Linked DNA regions of Mus musculus: all the other regions are linked to region 2. The links are chromatin loops, found by intact Hi-C in ENCODE. Cell type or tissue: left cerebral cortex. All regions are shown on one strand.

Evidence for each region. Peaks named below come from ENCODE experiments on the same cell type or tissue, not always from the same donor. Only the 100,000 strongest peaks of a DNase experiment are listed, where the experiment ranks them.
Region 1: it touches region 2 in a loop (7-fold over the local background); 10 of 42 quality-filtered maps call a loop at or near these places.
Region 3: a loop joins it to region 2, with 7 times the contacts of the local background. A loop is called at or near these places in 2 of 42 quality-filtered maps.
Region 4: it touches region 2 in a loop (10-fold over the local background); 35 of 42 quality-filtered maps call a loop at or near these places.

Annotation. Positions count from the first base shown.
Region 1 is chr7:73,396,790-73,401,789 of GRCm38, forward strand. All of the region lies in intron 2 of Rgma (repulsive guidance molecule family member A), which reads left to right. LOC115486533 (a long non-coding RNA gene) reads left to right here. Exons shown (of 2, transcript XR_003946803.1): 2 at 1-5,000. Among named protein-coding and RNA genes, the nearest start is that of A730056A06Rik, 24 kb to the left of the region's middle. In left cerebral cortex, CTCF peaks have their summits at 1,628, 2,993 (motif pointing left) and 3,194; DNase peaks (open chromatin) are centred at 671, 1,717, 2,247, 2,980 and 1 more place; H3K4me3 peaks cover 1,636 bases; H3K27ac peaks cover 1,369 bases.
Region 2 is chr7:72,397,128-72,402,127 of GRCm38, forward strand. No RefSeq gene overlaps it. Among named protein-coding and RNA genes, the nearest start is that of Gm39035, 93 kb to the left of the region's middle. In left cerebral cortex, a CTCF peak has its summit at 3,113 (motif pointing right); a DNase peak (open chromatin) is centred at 3,111.
Region 3 is chr7:73,477,919-73,482,918 of GRCm38, forward strand. It overlaps Chd2 (chromodomain helicase DNA binding protein 2), which reads right to left. Exons shown (of 39, transcript NM_001081345.2): 18 at 3,043-3,205; 19 at 2,483-2,635; 20 at 741-812. Among named protein-coding and RNA genes, the nearest start is that of Chd2, 61 kb to the right of the region's middle. In left cerebral cortex, no CTCF peak of the experiment used is centred here; DNase peaks (open chromatin) are centred at 124 and 2,649.
Region 4 is chr7:73,419,637-73,424,636 of GRCm38, forward strand. Rgma (repulsive guidance molecule family member A) reads left to right here. Exons shown (of 4, transcript NM_177740.5): 4 at 1-263. Among named protein-coding and RNA genes, the nearest start is that of A730056A06Rik, 46 kb to the left of the region's middle. In left cerebral cortex, CTCF peaks have their summits at 76 (motif pointing left), 3,038 (motif pointing left) and 4,167; DNase peaks (open chromatin) are centred at 1,873, 2,157, 2,591, 3,032 and 2 more places; H3K27ac peaks cover 1,521 bases.

The sequences.
Region 1 (5,000 bases), 1.0 Mb after region 2:
CTTCCTCTTCATATTCTACCCCCTTTCCCCATGGGATGCTCTATGCCTTGTCTTGTGCCACCCAGTTCTGGGTTGAACACTCACATCCCCTGTCCCTGCCTACTTGACCAAATTCTAAATTCAATGCATGCAGTCCATGTAGACTTTTGGTTCCCAAGGCTCATGGGTCTTGGGTTTCTGTCTTCTCAGCCTCTAATTCTATATGTTAAGGATGGGAGCCTATTTTCTGCCCTTTTCTTCCCTCCTCCCCCACACTCCCAAGCTTGTTCATCATAGTCCTGGAAGCTACAAAGCCATTAGGGTTTTTTTTTTGGGGGGGGGGTTAATTTCTTTTGATTCTGGCTTTTGTTTCCACAGGACTACCTCTGGCCTAAACACCCCATATCTCCCCCAAATACTGTTTCTGATTATAAAAGCAGTAGACATTTTAAAAAGCCAAAGACCAAAAAAGATTTTTTTAAAAGCACTCAAAAAGTTGTCCTCTCACCAACTCCTAGTTAGCATTTAACAGTGTCCTTCCAAACATAGTACCTTCACACTTTCCCAGATACGGCTGCGGGGAGGAGAATAATAATCTTAAGAGTTCTTCAGTGGATTGCATGGCCACAGAGAACCAAGAGCTTCCAGTCGCCCAGTTAATTTGACTGAGTGTCCTCAGGAACCATCATTCCTGATGAGGAGGCAGAGCTGGAGGAGGCGTTACACACAGCCAGTTACCCAGCAGTGCCCAGTGGCAGATGCCAGACTCCTGCCCTTTGCAGATTTTGGATAAACACGGTTGTTAAATTTGCTGTATAGCCTGTTGAAGCTCTGCTGTTGAGCTGGTGAGCCTTAAGATGTGGGTTGGGGGAAGGGAATGCTGGGGCAAGAAAGAACTGTGGGACTGTGATCCTGGGCAACCGTATGAAGAGTGGCCTCCCAGTTCCCACAGTGCATTGCAGTGCTTTCTCAGCCCCCAAAGGCCTTTCCTGTCCTTTCTGGTCCTCTAACTTTGGTTTCCAAGATGGAAACCTGGTCAGGGGGACAAGGCTGAGAGCAAAAGGGAGCTTTGGGGCACTGTCACGGGGCAGGGAGACATGCCAGCAGGGGTTCAGTGATGACTCCTGACCTGTTTCACTCATGCTAGGACACCTAGACACTTACTACAGGGCCATTCTACATAGAAAGGAGTTCAGCGTTGTGCCTCCCACCTGGATACCAGCCTGGCATGCGCTCTTCCAGTACCTGCAGACTGCAGGGAGGGAGACAGTGTGCCTCTGTGGTGGGTTTTTGTTTCTTTTTTTCTTTTCTTCTCCTCAGAGGTGTTTTGACCTGCCGCTGAGCACAAAAGCCTAGATGGCTGGAAGCAAAGTCCTGACTATAAAGCTGTCACCTCAGGTGTGAGCCTGGAGTTAGTAACAGGGGTCATGCTTCAACCAGAACCACCACAGCTCTCACCTGCAGCTTCATTGTCCTGGGAAAACCTTTCTTACCTCCCTTACCACTCGTGCCCAGGGCTGTTTTATTTCTCCCCCAAAGCAGGATGTTCCTGGGGTGAGGACCTTGTCCCTTTGCTTGACCCCCTATGGGCCCGTTACCCAGGCGTGCTCTCAGCCTTCGGTTGATAGGCAGCCTATGCCCTCCCACTATAGGGCGGAGTCAGGGCTTTCCACGCCCACCCTTCTTGCTCAAGCGCTGTTTCTCCACGGCTCCTGTGGGAGCTGGGGAGGGTGGCCTGTTTGGAAAGCTGAGGTGTGCCCTTCTCCTTGGCAGTCAGTCATCAAGGGTGCTTGCAACAACTTGGCATGTGTGGAGGCTGAGGCAGGGCAGCCTTGGCAGGGTGTGACGGAGGAGGCAGTACTGTCCTGCCCCCGGCTCTAGGAGTGGCACTTAGCCACTTCTGTCCACGCTGGGTAGGCAGTGAGTTCACCCTCCAGGGCCCGGCCCCCCAACAATTTTGCCTTCTCTTCCTGGGTCACCTGAGGTTTTCCCCAAAGCTCCCTTTTGCTCTCAGCCTTGTCCCCCTGACCAGACTCGGAAGGAAGCACGTACAATTCCCAGTAGAGCTAACGGGTGGGAAACACATTGCCATAAAGTGGCGGTTCTGGGGCCCTTAGGCTGCCTGGCCCTGGAATGTCACCCAGGAGCGGTGATCCCTTCTAGGATCTGCAGTGATAGATTAAGTGAGGCAGGCTACGCAGCACCTGGGAAAAAATCCAGTCTGCTGGGTGTGTCCCTCTCAGGATCTGGGGCCAAACACCTGGGTGTTTACGCCAGGATGATTGAGTGAAATTCTTGCAGGAGCGGCGCCAACAGGGAGCCTCGGGCATCTGTCCTTGTCCCGTAACACCCCCACTCCATCCCCACGCCCACCAAGATTCATTACTGTGGGACTAGAATAAGCAGGAGACCCCTACTTAGTGCCCTTCCCCTACCTCCTTCAGGATGCTGATGCGACCCGTTTCCAGAATCCTATCTAAGGTCTGCTTCCCGCACTAGGTGGACAGTGAGGAAAGGGACACGGAGACTTCAGACTTCAGGGTTGGCCCCTCCCCGAGGCAGGCAGACTTATAGAAGATTCCTTCCACCCGCCTGTGTCCTAACTGAAGCTATTGCCTCTTAAGTCCTACTGTTCACTAAGATAGAGCACCGGTGCTGGGGCTGCCTGCCGCTGGGGCTTTCTTTCGGAGCTCGTCACTGGCTGAGGTCATCTTGCAGGTGCTTCATTCCTAGGCTTGCCAGGAAGGTGAACTCCCCTCCCCCTCCCAAGGGCGGTTCCACCGAGGGAGCTAAGCTTGGGAACCGTAAGGTTCCAAAAGGCCGAGGCACACAGCAGGACACCGCTTACACTTCAGAGTGCCAAGTGACAAAGGGAACAGAAAGAGCTTGCTGAGCTTACAGTACCTCAGAGCCACTCACATGCAAAGAAGCTAGAGGCCGGAGGAGAGCAGAAGGGTGGTGGGAACGCCAGCAGTGGCGACTCCAGGGACACCTTTCCTTTTTCATCTAGTGCCCCCTGGTGGCAGAATCTATCAGGATGCCAGCCGATTAGCGGGCGTGGGGGCTGGGAGGGGGACGGGACGATTCCTGTTGCACCGGCAAAGGGCAGTGATTTGAAGTTGGGCAATAGCTGCCTCTTGAGAGTCTTCACTGATAAGGCCATGCCTCCATCCAGACTTAGATGAAACATTCCAGAATTCGTTAAGGCCAGCCCCACCTAAGCACAGAGTGTGTTCCGAGAACGGCGTCCATCACAGTTCCCAGCGCACATCAGGAGCCAGATCTCCGAGCAAGTAAATCAGTTCAGACAGTCGCTGTGCAGGCAGAGTTGGAAACGTCTTGACCCTGGAGCTTATGTTCCAAGGGATACTTACCTCTTTAAGAGAAGGCAAGGCTGTCTCCCTCCCGTAGTACCCTGCCCCTCCCCTAGGCCTCTGAAACCTGATCTAATCCCTTTGCACGCGGGTAATTTATTGGTCTATTGGGCTTTTCTTGGTGGCAAATTACATTGTCTTTATTCCTAGGCTCTGGCCCCGGAGTGCCTCGAGGAATTCCTAAGACTCCTTTCTCATGGTTGATCCTTCACACCCCCTCTGGGCCCCGGCAAAATAAGTTTTATTGGGATGCTTTGTCATGCAAACAGGGTGGTAATAAGCAGGCTATTATTCCGAAAGATTGGGCTTGATTAACAGCTCAAAGGAGGACTTGAGAACAAACGGATCTGTTGCTGTACTAGCAGAGCAGATTTTTTTTTCCTTATCATGCGGGTCCATTTAGTATTCTGAGATCCTGCTTTGACTTTCTGCCTCCCAGAGGGGTTGCCATCCACCGAAAAGTAATGACATCTGAGCCTGAGCCATGTGGCTCAATCCAATTGGGAGGCACTGTGGAGCTCTACCTTTAAAATGTGAGTGGCCAGCTATGAGCGCATACATGCTCCCTGAACCCTGGATACATGGGAGACCCAGGGTTCCACCAGACAGAGTTGGACACAGGTGGGGTTGGGCGGGGCGCGGTGTACGCATGACATCTGAAGTCTCAAAAGATGCTTTCAGTGTGAGTGCTGTTCTCGGAACACACTCTATGCTTAGGCGGGGCTAGCCTTACAAATTCTGGAATGTTGCATGATGGTATCAGCAAAGATTATCAAGAGGTGCAATTCACCGGGTAGTGTGAGAGTCAACAGGGACCCAAGAAGCTTCCTCAGCCCCACAGTGATTAGAAATAGAAGAACTGAGTGAGAGAAAGACAGAATCAAGATGAGGAGGGCCTGTTTATGGGAGATTGATGGACCGATGCGGGAAAGATGTGTCCTGTAGCCACCTTCCTGAGGCCCTGAATGAAGCTGGCCAGGTTACTCAAGGCTCCCAGAGGAGCAGCTGCCAGAGAAGGTAGCACGGAGAAGGAAGCCTGGGGCACCTCTGTGTATATCAGATACCGAAAGTGGGGTGGGGCCATTACATTTTAGCCTAGATCTGGGGGGTTCTACAGGAGGGCACGGAAAGAACTCCCCGAGAAGCAGCTGGAAGCATCCGGGACAGGAAGCACCCTTTCTGCCCTAGCGATTTTAGGACATGTTCAGGGGGTTCCTGTGGGTGAGTCCAGACAGGGCCACCGTTTCTGCAGGCCTATGGACTCTCTTGGTCCAGATATCATTCTCAAGATTATAGCTGAAGATTGGAGGGTTAATGATAGTTCAAGACAAACAGTGCCTTCGGCTGAGCTTGTGAAGGGGGCCAAGATCCGTGAGGCACCTTTGTACTTAGATGAGGTAATTCTCCAGGTCCCAGGTCGTGAGAGTCAAAGGGGACCCCAGGAGGTTCCTCAGCCCCAGAATGATTAGAAATAGAAAAACAGGGTTGCTGAATGGCTCAGAAGGGTGAAGGGGCTTGCCACCAATACTAACCACCTGAGTTAGTCCCACAACCCACGTGGTAGGAGACCGATTCCTACAGGCTGTTCTCAAACCTCCACATACGTGCTATGGGATATACACGTGCACACATCCATGCCTGCATAAT
Region 2 (5,000 bases):
AAACCGCAGGAGGTCAAATATAATGATAAAGTCCAGGTAAGGTGATGTCTACTTACAGAAAGGCCCAATCTATTCTGCCAAAGCCTCTGAGTCATAAATTAGAGTGGTGGGTGGGGGGAGCACCCTCACAGGGGCAAAAGGGAGGGGGATGGGGGGGTTGTGGAGGGAAACTGGGAAAGGATACATTTGAACTGTAAATAAATATAATAACCAATAAAAAATTTTTAAAAGGAGAGATTTGGGAACTTTGATTTGAAACAACTTTAAAGACAAACTTGAAGTCTAGAATTTGGGGGACCCAAACACTCCAAGTGGCAGAACTGTTAAAGAATCTTCTGAATATTTTCACTGATGACTTCGGTCATCTGAGGAGGGAAATAATGTGGGCCATCCTCGATTCATGATCAGCTTTCACCTGACATGTTTGTACATGACACCGGTATATAGGTATATAAAATTGCCCATGAGTCACACGTTTTCTGATAGTAAGTAGTAAGGAAATTTAAAACAATTCTCCAATATACATATAATTTTATACTGCATTAAAGATAAAAGGGAATTTTATCCTAATGATGTAGATGTGCTCTTTTTTATATGAACTAAGTCTTGGCTGCATATTCAATGCAGCCGGACTAAGCGCATCTTCACCATCCTTTAAAGCTCACTGATATTTTGGTTTTATAATCACCAACGCTGAGAGCACCACGTTGTACAACTTTGCAGAAGTATGTTTAGAGCAATTTCAGAAATTGTTAGAAATTATGTCTTAATCCCAAGACAGAATTCCTGGAATGAAGTCTTTGCGCAACTCAAGTCAGTAACCTAAATTGTGATTTTTAAAATCAACCATCCTAACACAGTCAAACCCAAAAGATAGTAATCTAATATATGCTGAGTAATGACACTAGAGACGAACTACCATCTTTGTTTTCTCTGGGTAAACCATTGTTACTGTATGAGCACCAAACCTTGAAAATCCAAGGAAACTATTCAAATCCATCCCTTATACAAGTCTGGGATGCATAGGGTGTTTGAGGCTGAGGAGTTTGTTAGCATTACAAGGCAGGACAGCATGTGCAGGACAAAGTATGCATGTATGTGCAGAAGCAAAGCTACTAAGAAGTCCTGATAAAACAGGCTAATACTGCCCAAAACTCCTGTGTGAGCTCAAATTCATTTTCCTTGCTCCACCATCAGAAAACTTTTATTGAAGAAATACGGCCAAGGAGGAAGAGATAAAGACAGCAGGCAACAATATATGTATATGTACATGTATGTATACATGCACACACACACACACACACACACACACACACACACACACACACGAAGAGGCAGAAAAATCAAAAGGCACTTTATTGTTTCCTGACTCCATCCTGATGTACGTTTGTCACAACCCACACTCTAAGAAGCTGTGGTATAGAGTAATGGTTGAGCTGAGTGAATCCGGCCTTGAAGCCTTGCTCTGCTGCTTACAAGCTGTGAATACTTAAACGAGTTTCCTAACCTTTGTAAACCCTACTTCTTCACCCATGAACTATGACCCCAACAGGCGCTACCACAAAGAATAGTCAAGTTCCTTAGGGTCATCTATATCTGGCATAGGCTCATTCTCAAGTAGTAAAGGAAGTTGGGTGGTGGTTCTGACTACTGTGTGATATTTGAGCAGTTGATGTGGAGTCTGCTAGTGCCAACAGGGCGCCAAGATCACATTGGTTTCAGACCTTCATTTTAAACAAGATAAAATGAGGCTTAAGGAAGCACACTCTCAACATCCGAATGCTGTCCTTTCAATGGAGAATTCATTCCGTTAACAGTCCAGCCCATCTAGAAAAATAAAATACTTTCTGAGCATTGCTTTGAAAATCGTTATTGCTGGTGCTTAGACATCTGTGTTCTTGATATATTTCCTTCAGTGGCTACTGCAGACTTTCTCTTCTCATTGCGCCCCCCCCCGCCCCCTACAGCTAGCATGCAGTTGGGGTTCATGCCAGAGACTACTTACCATTATACCCTTCTCATAAACCATGTTGTGCTGGCTGTAGTCTTTATATTTTCTCCCTTTGTCTCTCCAGTTTTTCCATATTTCCCATTTCTTCTGGAGACAATGGAATCAAAAGCAGGGGCAAGGAATGAAAGCCTGGGTAGTGGCTGTGTGGTGTAGTAAAGCAGAGACACAAGCACACTCTGCAGTTTTCTCTCCCTTATACTTCCCAGCACTAATACCAACTCTTGCTAACCTGGAATCCCCTTTGTGTTCTGACAAACCTTCCTCCTCTTCGTTGATGTGATTGTTACTATTAATTGTCTACTTGATATATTCTAGGATCACCTGGGAAGAGTCTCAATGAGAGATTGGCTACATTGGACTTGTCTGTGGGGATTGTTTTAATTCATGTGGGAAGTCCCAGTCCATTGTGGGTAACACCATTCCCTAGGCATGGTGCTCACTAAACCATCAGAAGAGATCTTTAGAATGCAGACTACAAGGATCCTAGAAAAGACACACTGAATTAAAATTTCTGAGATAGGAACCAAAACCCAAAACCAACCAAAACAACAACAAAACCCTCAGATCTCTATCAAGATATTATCTAGTTTTGTTTTTGTTTTTGTTTTGTTTTGTTTTTGTGTGTGTGTGGGGGGGGGGGGAGGACAGGGTTTGTCTGTATAGGCCTGGCTGTCCTGGAACTCCTTCTGTAAGCCAGGTTGCCCTCAAACTCAGAAATCCACACGCCTCTGCCTCCCAGATGCTGGGATTAAAGGCATGTGCCACCACTGTCCAGAATTATCTAGTTTTGATGGGACCAACAGGAAACATTTGGGAATCGCCAACCCAAACCATCTGAATTGGGGACTTTCTCAGTCTCTTCTCCCCCAACATAATTGTTCCTCAACTTCCTGGTGTAAACATCTGCATTATCTCCTAGAACCAAGATTCTAGGCATTAGCCAGGTGATTCCACAGCTATCCACAATTAGTAAGCCACAGTTTACAGTCATGCACACAATTTGGTGTGAATATTTATAAGTATTTAGATTTGGGGCTTTTGAATGTTTCCATAGCATGTCATGCAGTCCCAGAATTTCCCAGAAGATGGCATGATGACTTCATGTAATGATAAAGGAGCTGCTTCATGATTTGGCCACAGGGTGGGAGCATTGTACAGTGTTTAGCTGGCCACCATGATAATTTTTTTCTCTCTTATTTTTTTGGTAATAGATATTATTATAATTATTATTAGATGTTTTCTTCCTTTACATTTCAAATGCTACACCCTTTCCTAGTTTCCTCTCTGAAAATTCTCTATACCCTCACCCCTCCCCCTGCTTCCCAACCCACCCAATCCCACTTCCTGGCCCTCTCATTCCCCTATACTGGGGTATAAAAATCTTCGCAAGACCAAGGGCCTCTCCTCCCATTGATGGCCCACTAGGCCATCCTCTGCTACATATGAAACTAGAGACATGAACTCTGGGGGTACTGGTTAGTTCATATTGTTTTATAGGAGGAACACCATTGTATTTCTACAACAGGGGAGCCTTTAGACTTTGGTTAATTTTAACAGACTTTATTATCTCAGTTTTCTAATGGCGACTCCTGAAGAGACCCTATGAGGTCTTTGGTGTCTCAGAAAGATCTATACCTCCCGATTCATGGGTACATCAAGTGTGCTCAGACATGATTTAGACTTGCTTTCCCGCAAATGAAAATTGCTGATAGACAGGTAGAATGGCACAAAGCATTCTTCTCAATTTTTAGCGACTCAAAGTGACAACAATTGAAGGCATTGAAGGGATGTGTGTCTTTGGGGCTGTATTTGTGGGACACACCATCAAAGTGTGGCAAAACCCATTCCCTGGGACGTTGGCCAATAGGAGAGGGAGAGAAAAGACAGGGGTTGGTGTCAGTTTTGTAAAGCAAATGGGCCAAACTCCCCTTTGGAGAGCAGGGATTCAACCCTAACAAAGTCTGTGTTTTTAAGAAGACCCCCAATCTCTTGATGGAGGATCCCAATATTTCAATATTGGCAACTATCTCAAATAGTGCACAGCAAGACAAACAAAGCACAACTCTAAAAAACAATTTAATATTTGCCTGGCAATTAATATTTCCTGGGTTTCCAGGTCAGAAAGGCTGGAAGAAACCAGAAGAGGATGACTGGGGTCCAAACTGCAACACCATACCTTGAATTTTCTGTTGTGAAAATTATATTGGGATAATCTCCACAGGTTTGTATAGGAGTATTCTTTTATCACTGCAGTCCCCACAAGAAGCAGCGACGGTAGGAATTTTAAACTAACTTCAGAGCAACTCCTTAGATTATTTGTCTTGGCTTCAGTAGCAGAACAATCTTGCTTCTACTCCTGTCGCTGAAATATTTTCATGAATAATTGGCATAATATCTCCATGTGACTCATGCAATTTTGTCTATACTGGAAATGTATCATTTATTTTTTTCGTGATTTTGAAAATGACACATGTCACTTTGGGGCAGAAGGAGGGTAACCTCTAACACCATATAAACACTCCATAAACTTTAAAGTTATCTTCCTATAAAGCCACCCTGCCACCCACCATGGTCAGACTTTTGTGTATTTCTGCTGTACAACTTAAAACATAAGGACACGGGATAAATGTACAACATGAGCATCCACAGCCTCTTTTTAAAAGGTTAGTAACACTAACTTGCAATCTACTCTTTCAGCCCTAGACATCATTTGATAAATTCATTATGATCCTGATTGTATTCTTCTTGGAAGATCATCAATAGACCAAAGGTGTATTCAGAGGATATCCCCACCATTTACCAGTACTGTCACTTAGCATTCTAATCTTGTTCTTATCTTTAATGGAACCCCTTTTTTTCATAAATAAACTTAAGGGTGGGTTTGGTAATCCACACATTAATTGTTTTTTTTTTTTAAGATTTATTTTAGTTTTGTTCATCTGTGTTTGGGTATACTCATGTGAGTGAAGCTGACATTGCAGGTAGTTGT
Region 3 (5,000 bases), 1.1 Mb after region 2:
TACATTATCACCCTTCAGATGATAAGATTTAGGTGACAGAAGAAGTATTGAGAACAGTAGTTCACTAAGACTACCCACAAATTCAGAGACTGACTAAGCTCTAGAAAGTGGGCCACTCTCCACACCCTGCTTGGGTACTGCAGCTGGCGCCACTCAGATGAATGCTCTAGCTCTGTCATCTGACCAACTGATATGCAGATATAAATGTACTCAGGGTCTCTAACTTGGTTAAAGAAGCTTTAATATGGATGCGACCACAACAAAACACTTGGCAAAACCAAGTCCAGGCAGGACATCAAGTAATGTAAAGCTGTAGCAGAGAAAGAACATTAGGCTGCATCACACTGAGAGGTTGATGTCACTCAAACTCGGCAAACAGACTACTTAAGCATCAGGACCAGAGAAATACAGATACGAACCTTGGACAGCGTATGTATCAAAGTTCATTCTACTGAACTGGCCCATCATGCCCTTGCCTTCCTGTTCTTTCAACCCATAAATGTGGTAAGCCAGTAGGAAGCATCACTAGTTCAGCCTGAGGAGCTGACGGAAATCAGTGCATGCTTGCCCAGTGAGGAACAACAAAACCAGGCATCTTTTAGAATAGGAGAGTATCCTGGTCTCTTGTCAAGACAGGACAGGGCTGCTACAAAATTGTTTAACACAATTGGTTAAACTGGAAAGACACCCCCATATACAAAGTCCAAGTTATGCAAATATTAAAGCCATGCACAATGTACCTCAGACCCATCTGCATTGAAGTGATCCAGTGCCTGCTTTCGGATTTCCCCCTTGATAGAACCATCCAGGCGCTGTAAAAGGAAACCACAAGAAAAGTCTTGAGTGAGGAAGATCGGCCACACTCAGAATAGAACACCAAGCTTGCAACCTTCACCTCCCAGACTTCACTGAGTAAAAATAACTGGGAATGGCTGGCAAAGGGCTCTGAAGGTATGTGTAAACAGCATGGCTGCTGCGACCTCAGCTCTCCAGTTACAGACGCAAGGTCACAAGTTCCTAATTCAAAGGCTGACCCAAGGATCACAATGTCTACCAAAACCCACAAGGAAAGAGATGAAAACCCAGCCCGTGTGCTGAGGAGACAGTAACTCTAGTCACTTAGTAAGTGGCTCCTACTGAAAAACAATACATCTTAGGCATCATAGCTTTTTAACATTAAATGCTATAGAAACCAAACTACAGCACATTTGGAAACTACTGAAAACGTTCAAAATTAATTGACCATATATGGAGATTTTTCTAAAATTTACATCTAAAATCACTATAAACTATTCAAATAGTAAAACTGTATCATCAACTCAAGTCTCAGGCACTGACTCAAGCATATAATTTTTTATTAGTTATTTATTTTATTAGTTAGTTTATTACTTTGAGGTACAGGGCAATTACCAAATATATACACAAAGCAAATACTGAACTGTGTAATTAAAAGGCATGTCTCAGCATGTAGAACTACTTTCACATTTCATCCCTTAAAAATCATCCTTAAGATGAAACCTTGATTTTACAAAAGGTCAAGATGACTCAGGCAGAGTCTGCAAAGACCTATATCCCTGCAAGGCCATGAGAGGCACAGCCCCTTAAACCATAACAGGTACACACGTGGGAGCTATTGACCTTATAATAAATCTGCACAGAGACTGGAACCAAAGGCATTTGCAAAGGCAGGCTCACAACAGCATCTGAAGGAAGAAATCCCGCCTATAAAAGTCCACTGTACAGAAGCATCAAGTCACCTCTGCTGAGAAGTCACTACCACTTGTTTCAAGAACTCCTCCTGCTTGGCTCCCAGCCTCAAACCAAAGCCACACCCTACAGGGTTAAGATAAAACAACAAAGCTGCCTCTTTTCTTCTTAGAATCTGAGACTCTATTTCAGACTCACACTTCCTCCGACCTACTTTGACAATAGATAAAGACAGGTAGCACAGGTACTTTTCTCATGCCAAGTTTTCTTGTTGCTAATCTTTCCTTCTACATTGTCCTTAGTGCTACTGATCGTAGGGTTAGCAGGTAAAAAGCCTCTGGACCTGAGCTAAAGCTCAGATCTCACAGTGGAAAGAGAGAAATCAAGTCCTCATAGTTATCGTCTCATCTCCATTCGGGAACCATGGTACACACGCCTGTCCATGTGGCCTCATCCACTTATTCTCTCTAATAATAAAGTGTTGCCAGGCAGAGTGGCACATGCCTTTAATCCCAGAACTTGGAAGGCAAAGGCAAGTATGTGAGTTCAAGGCCACCTGGCCTACATAGTAAATTCCAGGACAGCCATGGCTGCACAGTGAAATCCTGTCTCAAAAAAACAAAACACAAACAACAACAACAAAGTGTTTTTTTAAAACGTATGACCTTCACATGGTCATTATCATCAGAGTAATCTAAAGGCAAGAAGAAAAGCAGGTCTGCCTGCAGCTTTAATGTTAGACTCTGGGGGGAAGAGAGTCACTGAGCCATCTTACCTGGAAAGGATAGTGTTTGATAGTCAGGTACTCGGCCAGGATATCCAACATCCTCACCATCTGAGAGAAGATAAGGACTCTGTTTCCCCTTTCTCGGAGTCTTGTCAACAGTTTGTCTAACAGGATCAGCTTCCCACTGCTCCTAATTAGAGACTGAAGATTCAGAAGACATCTCACTCGTTATGTTCAAACACAGTGCTCTTTAAACGCGGCACCCACGCTACTATGTACTTCCAGCATTGTTACTGAGTTTCCTCATCATGCTTGCTCCTTTGGAGACAAGGTCTCACTATGTAGCTCATGTGAGCCTTGAACAAGCTGTTCTCAAACTTAAGTCGCTTCTGCCTCCAGCACATATCCAAACACCCCTGTCATATCCAAGGGCTCTCTCAATTCCACGCCACTACTGACGTCTGGCTTTCCTTGTGTTTTTGAAAGCTTCCTTTGATACTCCTTGAAGGATAATCAAGGAAGAGAAGGAATACTTATACTTCAAATAAAACTCTAAAACAGCCCTGACTCACTCCAGAGGGCGAGTGCGAGCAAGAGGAGGTGCTCACCTGAAGGACCTCCTGGCCGCTCTCCCTCTCGCTGTCCTCGGGAGCTTTGATCAGATAACAGTGGTTGCAGCACTTTTTCAGCTCCATCACGATATTAAGGAAGCCAGATGTGCTGCCTCTGGTCCCTTTGGCAAGAGCCTTGTAATTCCTGGTCAGGATCCATCTGCAATGGGAAACATTCATTCAAGTAAGCAGGGCTTACGGCGCTGTAGGAAAGCAAAGTGAAAAGACAGATTTTTACTTTCTGTCTCCTGTAACCTAAACATGATCCTTCACATCTGCAGGCAGGCGTAAAAAGGTCAATGATTGAACCAAGTACGTCAACCTCACTGATCACAGGAAATCTAAAAGACAATTCTAGAAGGCTAAAGACACACTCGTGTGTGTGTGTGTGTGTGTGTGTGTGTGTGTGTTTAAAAAATCCTTTGAGAAAGCCCAAGTGAGCAGAGAACGGGCTAAATACACTACCTATCCACATTCAAATGGAATAGTCAGTATCCCAGGTAAGGGTGCCTGCATGGAGCACAACCATGATTCTGTCCTTTATCCCAGCACTCAGGAGGCTGAGTCTAGAGGAGTATTAAGGACAAGCCAAGGGAGAGACTATACAGTGAGATTCTGTCAAAGGGATGTGGAGAGAAGTGGAAGACAGACAGAAGGGTATCAACAACTAAGATGCTGAGGGAAGGAAGGAGATCTAAAACCTAGCCAAACCCACAAAGAGAAAGAAAATATGGTACTATTTAGTTGTAAAGAACTCGTTAAAGTGTTATCCACAAAGAGACCCTAGACCACGAATGTGCACTCTCCAAGTACCATCCTCCAGTAAACTAGTAGGTAAAACTCCTTAAGTGACTGGTTGGCTCTGGTTTGAGAGAGAAAAATGGTTAACATGAATATGGTGCACTCTATCATTTAGAGAATAAAGCAGCTATCAATTATAATAAGAATAGCATTCCTGAACCAGAACTCCGAATTCCAAACTCCAAAACGTTTGAAGGATGAACATGATGCCACAGATGGAAAATTCCACACCATACCTTAAACAGACCTAATCAAATGCAGGGGCACTGAGATAAGGATGAAGTGTGCGTGTGTATAAATGAACACATAGAAACATGAACACATGCACAATTTACAAAGTCAGAATGTACTGAAACACACAGCACTAAGGAGACTGAGGTATAAAGAAACATCAGTTTGAACCCAGCTTGTGCTATCCACAAGACTATCTTAAAAAGATAAAGTCGGTGTTTGTCTACAGAATATATGAAAGCCATACAACAAATTATACTAGATAAAGAGCTGCACAGATCCTGAAACAAACAAAATATCATGGGTGTTCCTGTGTATGACTGTGTATATATGTGCTCCAACTGAGGAATATAAATATTCTCTGCATACTATTAAACTGTTAAGAGATTATCAACTACTTTTAGGCATGATAACAAGGCAAACTTCTAAAGAATAAGCAATCAGTCTTTTTGGAGCTGAAGAAATAGCTCAGAGATTAAGAGCAGTGGCTGCTCTTCCAGAGGACCAAGGCTCAATTCCCAGTATCCACATGACAGCTCATAACCGCCTGTAACTGTAGTTTCAGGGGATCCAACAATTTCACACAGACATACAAGCAGGCAAAATATGAATGCACAAGAAATAAAAATAAAAAATAAATCATTTTAAGTAAAAGAAGTCTCTTTATTTCAGAAACATACACTAAAACAGGAAACATGGGTGAACTGGAAAGGCCTGAAGCTAGGTTATGGGCAGTGAGAAGTTACCATACTAATTTGTCTATGTGATATTTCTACAAGACACATGGGCTAAACATAGTAGGGCAGTCGGTGCTGCCCGCACGTGTGAGGCCCTGGGTTTGCTATCCAGACACATGCATACGCACACACACAAATGCATCCCAGTCATGAAACTAAATGCGAATGCCCATAACAAGCACATGT
Region 4 (5,000 bases), 1.0 Mb after region 2:
CCTGCCAAAACCACGTGGGTAGCTGGGAGGGGTCAGCTCCGCTGCCCCCTGCTGGTTTTTCAGCTATCCCTATGTTGGAAGTAAAAGAGTTGAAGCACTTTATTTTGGTTGTGTTTGATCACGTTCTGCTTGGAAGTGGGGACCCCTCACTGAGTCCACCTGTGTGCGACCTGTGTGGAGAGCCACTGCGTGTACATACTGTAAATTATTTATTAACGGCTAAATGCAAGTAAAGTTGGTTTTGTTTTGTTATTTTTCTTTTAGATGAGCTGTTGGAGTTTATTTTCGAAACAGACTTTGGTCCTTGCGGGGTGGAGAGGTGAGGTGGGTGGGTGGATGTGTCCCCACTACAAAGTGTGTCAAGACGGGGCTGTGTGGGCCCAAGTTGTGTGAGCTGTGAGATGCAGCTGTTTAACCACCATGGCCTTCGGGGACTGAGATTACCTCTCTTCCTTCCTATGCCTGAGCCGTTAGAAGGACTTGGTTGGTCCGTTTCCCCTTGCTCTGGGCACGTCAGGGCAGACCGATGTTATACGATGAAAGGCTGAGAGCTGTTGTCTAGAACAGAGTCTGGAATGGAGGAGGGTCTGCGGTCCATAATGGCTTCATCCAAGCCAGCATGACCGAGAAGCCCCAGCCACAACTCGACCCCTTCAACATCCCTTAGCACCCAGCCTAGGGGCCCAGTGATGTGCTCTGATAGCACCACTGTCCAGACGTGTGCAAAGCCAGGCTCCCTGCTGACTACGGGCACATGTTGTCGCCGTGATTCAGTGTCACGGGACCCAAACCATTTAACAGATTGAAGATCTGTGTGAGATGTGCCCCCCTGTACCATGCCCTCCCTGTCAAGGGCAGAGCCAAGGCATACACCTAGGTCAATTTTGCTTGTGATACTCTGTTCAAGTCAAGTTTAAGTCCCAGATAAGTAAGCTTGGTCAAGTCACTTAACCCTCTGAGGCTCCCAACAGCTCCCAGCAATGTCTTCATCTGCTCCCCAGAGGAGAGGAACCCGCAAGACTGGGGAGGAGACGAAAGGCCAGTAAGAGGAGAAATCCAGAGAGCATTTATGCCCACCGGACACACAACCTCAGCACCAGATGTGAGGAGAGAGAGAATGTTCAAGAGCCTTGCTTGAAACAAAGAAACAAGCAAAACCACAGGCTCTTAAACAAAGACCCTGAAGGGTTGATCTAGGAGGAAAGAGCTAAATGCACCCACTCTCCTGCATTGTCAGTCACCAAAGGCCTGGCCCCCCCAGTGGTCAGTGGGATTGTTAAAGAAAACAATCCCAGGGGAACAGCATAGCAATGGCGGGGCCATTGGCCCGAGCCACACGCTGGACAGACTGTGGAAAAGCCAGGCCCAGGCAAAAAGTCCTTCACTCTCCATCAGATGAAAGTGCCATGTGACACTTGCCAAAAAAATATGTGGGGCTTGGAATTTTTTTCAGGCTCCTAAATTTAACCCACAAGAATTCTTTCCTAAATACCACACCGCTCACTGCCCTCCAGAACAGGGGAATTTGCATCTCAAATGTCCGGGGCCAGCACCTTAAGTCTGAGTGCTCCAGTCTTCCTTGTGCATGACAGTTGCTCTGAGTTAAGTCTGAGTGCTCCCATCTTCCTTGTGCATGACAGTTGGTCTGAGTTAAGTCTGAGTGCTCCCATCTTCCTTGTGCATGACAGTTGGTCTGAGTTAAGTCTGAGTGCTCCCGTCTTCCTTGTGCATGACAGTTGCTCTGAGTTAAGTCTGAGTGCTCCCATCTTCCTTGTGCATGACAGTTGCTCTGGTGCAGACCTGGGCCGAGGCCAGTCAGCCTGGCAACCGAAGAGCTTTCGCATAGCCTGTGAGCTACTCTCTCTCTCCCACTCCATCCCCAACTGCCTATGAGTATGTAGCTCAATGTTAGGGCCCTTGCCTATGGTGTGAGAGACCTTAGGCTCCTGGGTTGTGCTCCCCCCACCCCCACCAGAGCAAAAACAAGGAAAAGAACTCTTAGGCTTCTCATATCACAAGCCAGAGTTTGTAAGGGTAAAAACCAGAAAGGACTGATCAGCGAAATCTGATAACTGCCCGGGTAAATTTGGAGGGAAAACTTATCTGAAGACTGGCAGAGGTCCAGGAGAGCCAGGCAGCACTGGAGCCTGTCTCTCAGGCCCAAGCATGGCTCAGAGCAGCGGCTGGGCATGTGAGCTTGGGCAGCAGGCTGACTTGGCATCGGAGCTGGGCTCTGCCTGTTGCTAGCTGTGTGGTCTCCCTTGGATTTTTTTTTTCTTGAGCCTTAGATTCCTGATCTGTAAAATGGAATTACACGTAGCCACCTCCCAGGGTCCTGTGGAAATCTAATGAGCTAATTCCTGGCACAGATGCCCAACATCAACAAGAGAACCCACCGAAAGAGGTCCCGGTGGCAGTGGTACCCAGGAACTTAGTCATTGATGAATCCATTTGTCTCGGGACAAATCCTGTATTCTTGCTGGGGAGATAAACCAATAGTTGATACTTACATAATCTAACGACCCACATGGCAGCAGACTCCAGGAAGAGAAGCAGGTACATTCTGAGTGGCCGCCTAAGGAAGGAAGAAAAGGGATGCTCCTCTTTGGAGGGGTAAAAGGCATGTGTGACTAACTCACCACACGAGTTTCTGGAGCAAGGCATGTCAGAAGGTGGAGAAAGCATTCTACAAAGAGCAGAGTATGCGGGGGTGTGTGTGTGTGTGTGTGTGACGACCTGGAGCAGCCCAGCCCAGAGCTCATAAGACCTTGATCCCTCTCGCTGCCATAGACCTGAGAACCCTGAGCAGTGGCTGAAGAAGGTAGGGAAGCATATAGCTGCTCTCAGTCCCCTCTCATTCCTCCTTCAGGAACAGGATGGCTCCAATCCTCTGGACTCTGGTGGCAAAAAAAAAAAAAAAAAAAAAAAAAAAAAAAAAAAAGAGAGAGATCTAAACATTGGAAGAACCGGGCAGCATGTGGGTTATCTGCGGTTAGGCTGGAGTCTGTGTGCGCCTGCTGCCCTCTGCAGGACAGTTCTAGAATTACACTTACTCTGGGATGCTATGTCAGATACAGAGATGGTCCCACCTAGGGAGGCATGCTAGTGAGTTTTCTGTCAGCCTGAGTCACCTGGGAAGAGGAAACCTTAATTAAGAAAACGCCTCCATCAGATTAGCTTATAGGCAAGTCTGTAGGGGCATTTTCTTGATTAATGATGATGTAGGAGGGCCAAGGCAACGGTGGGTGGAAGGGACCACCAGGGCTGAGTGTGCCACGGAGGGCAAGCCAGTAGGCACCATTCCTGTGGCTTCTGCTTCAGTTCCTGCCTCAAATTCCCGCCCTGACTTCTCTGCATGTTTGGAAGGGCTAAAATGAAACAAACCCTTTTATTCCCCAAGTTGCTTTTGGTCAATGAAGTGAAACATGAAGACTCTTTGGAAAGACAGTTGGAGGGTGTTTTGTTAGGACAAACACGTGAAGGAATGTTTCATTAAAGTGGACACAGGTGTAAAAAGCTAAGGCGGATTCGTGAAGGAATGCTTAGCTGAAGCAGACACAGGAGAAATGATGTTCTACTAAAGCAAGCACGTGAAAGGACGTGTGATGAAGGATTCTTGGCTAATGACAGGCATCGTCCACCTCACATTGCATTTGTCGGGAAACCATGGAGAGAAATGCACCAAAAACTTGTGGCGGTGTGCTGTAGTTTGTTGCCACTTTCAAGGACTCGGGCTGACTGGATGCATGTGCTGAGGCAGGACACGTGGAGGACACGTGATGCTTGGAGGGTAGAAATAGGACTCCACAGAATGACGAAGAGAGCTTGGCTTGCTGGTACAGCTGGCTGTGTAACGCTTGTGGGTCTCTCGTCTTCACTGATCTTCGCTTCCCTGAGAGATGCACAGCTGAGAACTTCTCCCGGGGCCCCTTCTGCTGTCTGGAGCTGAGGCTGAGGCCCGGCTGTCTCTGCTAGGTAGTGTCACTGCTGTTGCTAACCTGATTCTTCTGAACTGGGCTCCTGGTGCATCTGTGAGGTAGTTTATCTGTGAGGTGTTTGCGAGTGGATGGAGCTGCCACTGCCTGCTAACCTGTGAACTGAACTGCAGATTTCCAGACAACAGACAGGAGTTGCTCCAAATAACCTTTCTAAACAAGTCCACTTCCCTCTACCCCCACCCCCATATCCTTTTTACTAACTCTGAAGGGGGGGGGGGCTACAAGAAAGGTTAAAGCGTTTAAGAACCATCATTAAAAACAGGATTTGAAAAAATTAAAGTTACAAGTCATTGTGTTTATCTCTGAAATAGAAAGCAAACATGGACAGGTTGCAGGAGTGGTCTCCATCTTCAGTGCGTCTAGTGGCCCGACCATCCTCTCTAACAATGTGACCAGCCAAGCACATATTATGTATCCTGCAGGGCCTCCATCACGGCTACCTCTGTTGGCCCTTGGTGGGGCTAACAGAACACACATCTTGTAATCTTGCTTCTTTTCTCCCTTAGGTGGCATTTTGTCTGCTTGCAGTTTGCTTGTCTAGAGTACCCACCCCACTTAAAATAAATTCCAAGAAGGCAGGCCCCATGCTTCTGTTGAGAACTCCCTCCAATGAGCAGCCTGTCCCCAGGATCTAGTTGTAATTGTGTCCTTCTGACACTGAAGCTCTTCGATGGCTCTGTCCCTGCTGGGCTCCAGAGCAAGCGGTGGCTTTACAGAAGCCTCTTGCTCAAGCCACTGGAGCTTGGTGCTGGGAAAGGCCTGACCTCTGAGAAGGACAAGCTTTGTCCTGGTCACCCCGACCTCCCCAGCTGTCCTCTGGTTCCATCCCCAACTAAGAATGGGACATTGTCTCCTGCCTGGTGGCCTTCTCTCTGCCCTGTATGCACTCATACAACACACCAATTTGCAACTGAAGCTGCTTCACAGCAGAGATAAAATGGGGTGGGGGTGGGGAGGACACACTCTGACTCCCATGAATTCCTTTATGCCACCCAAACACCA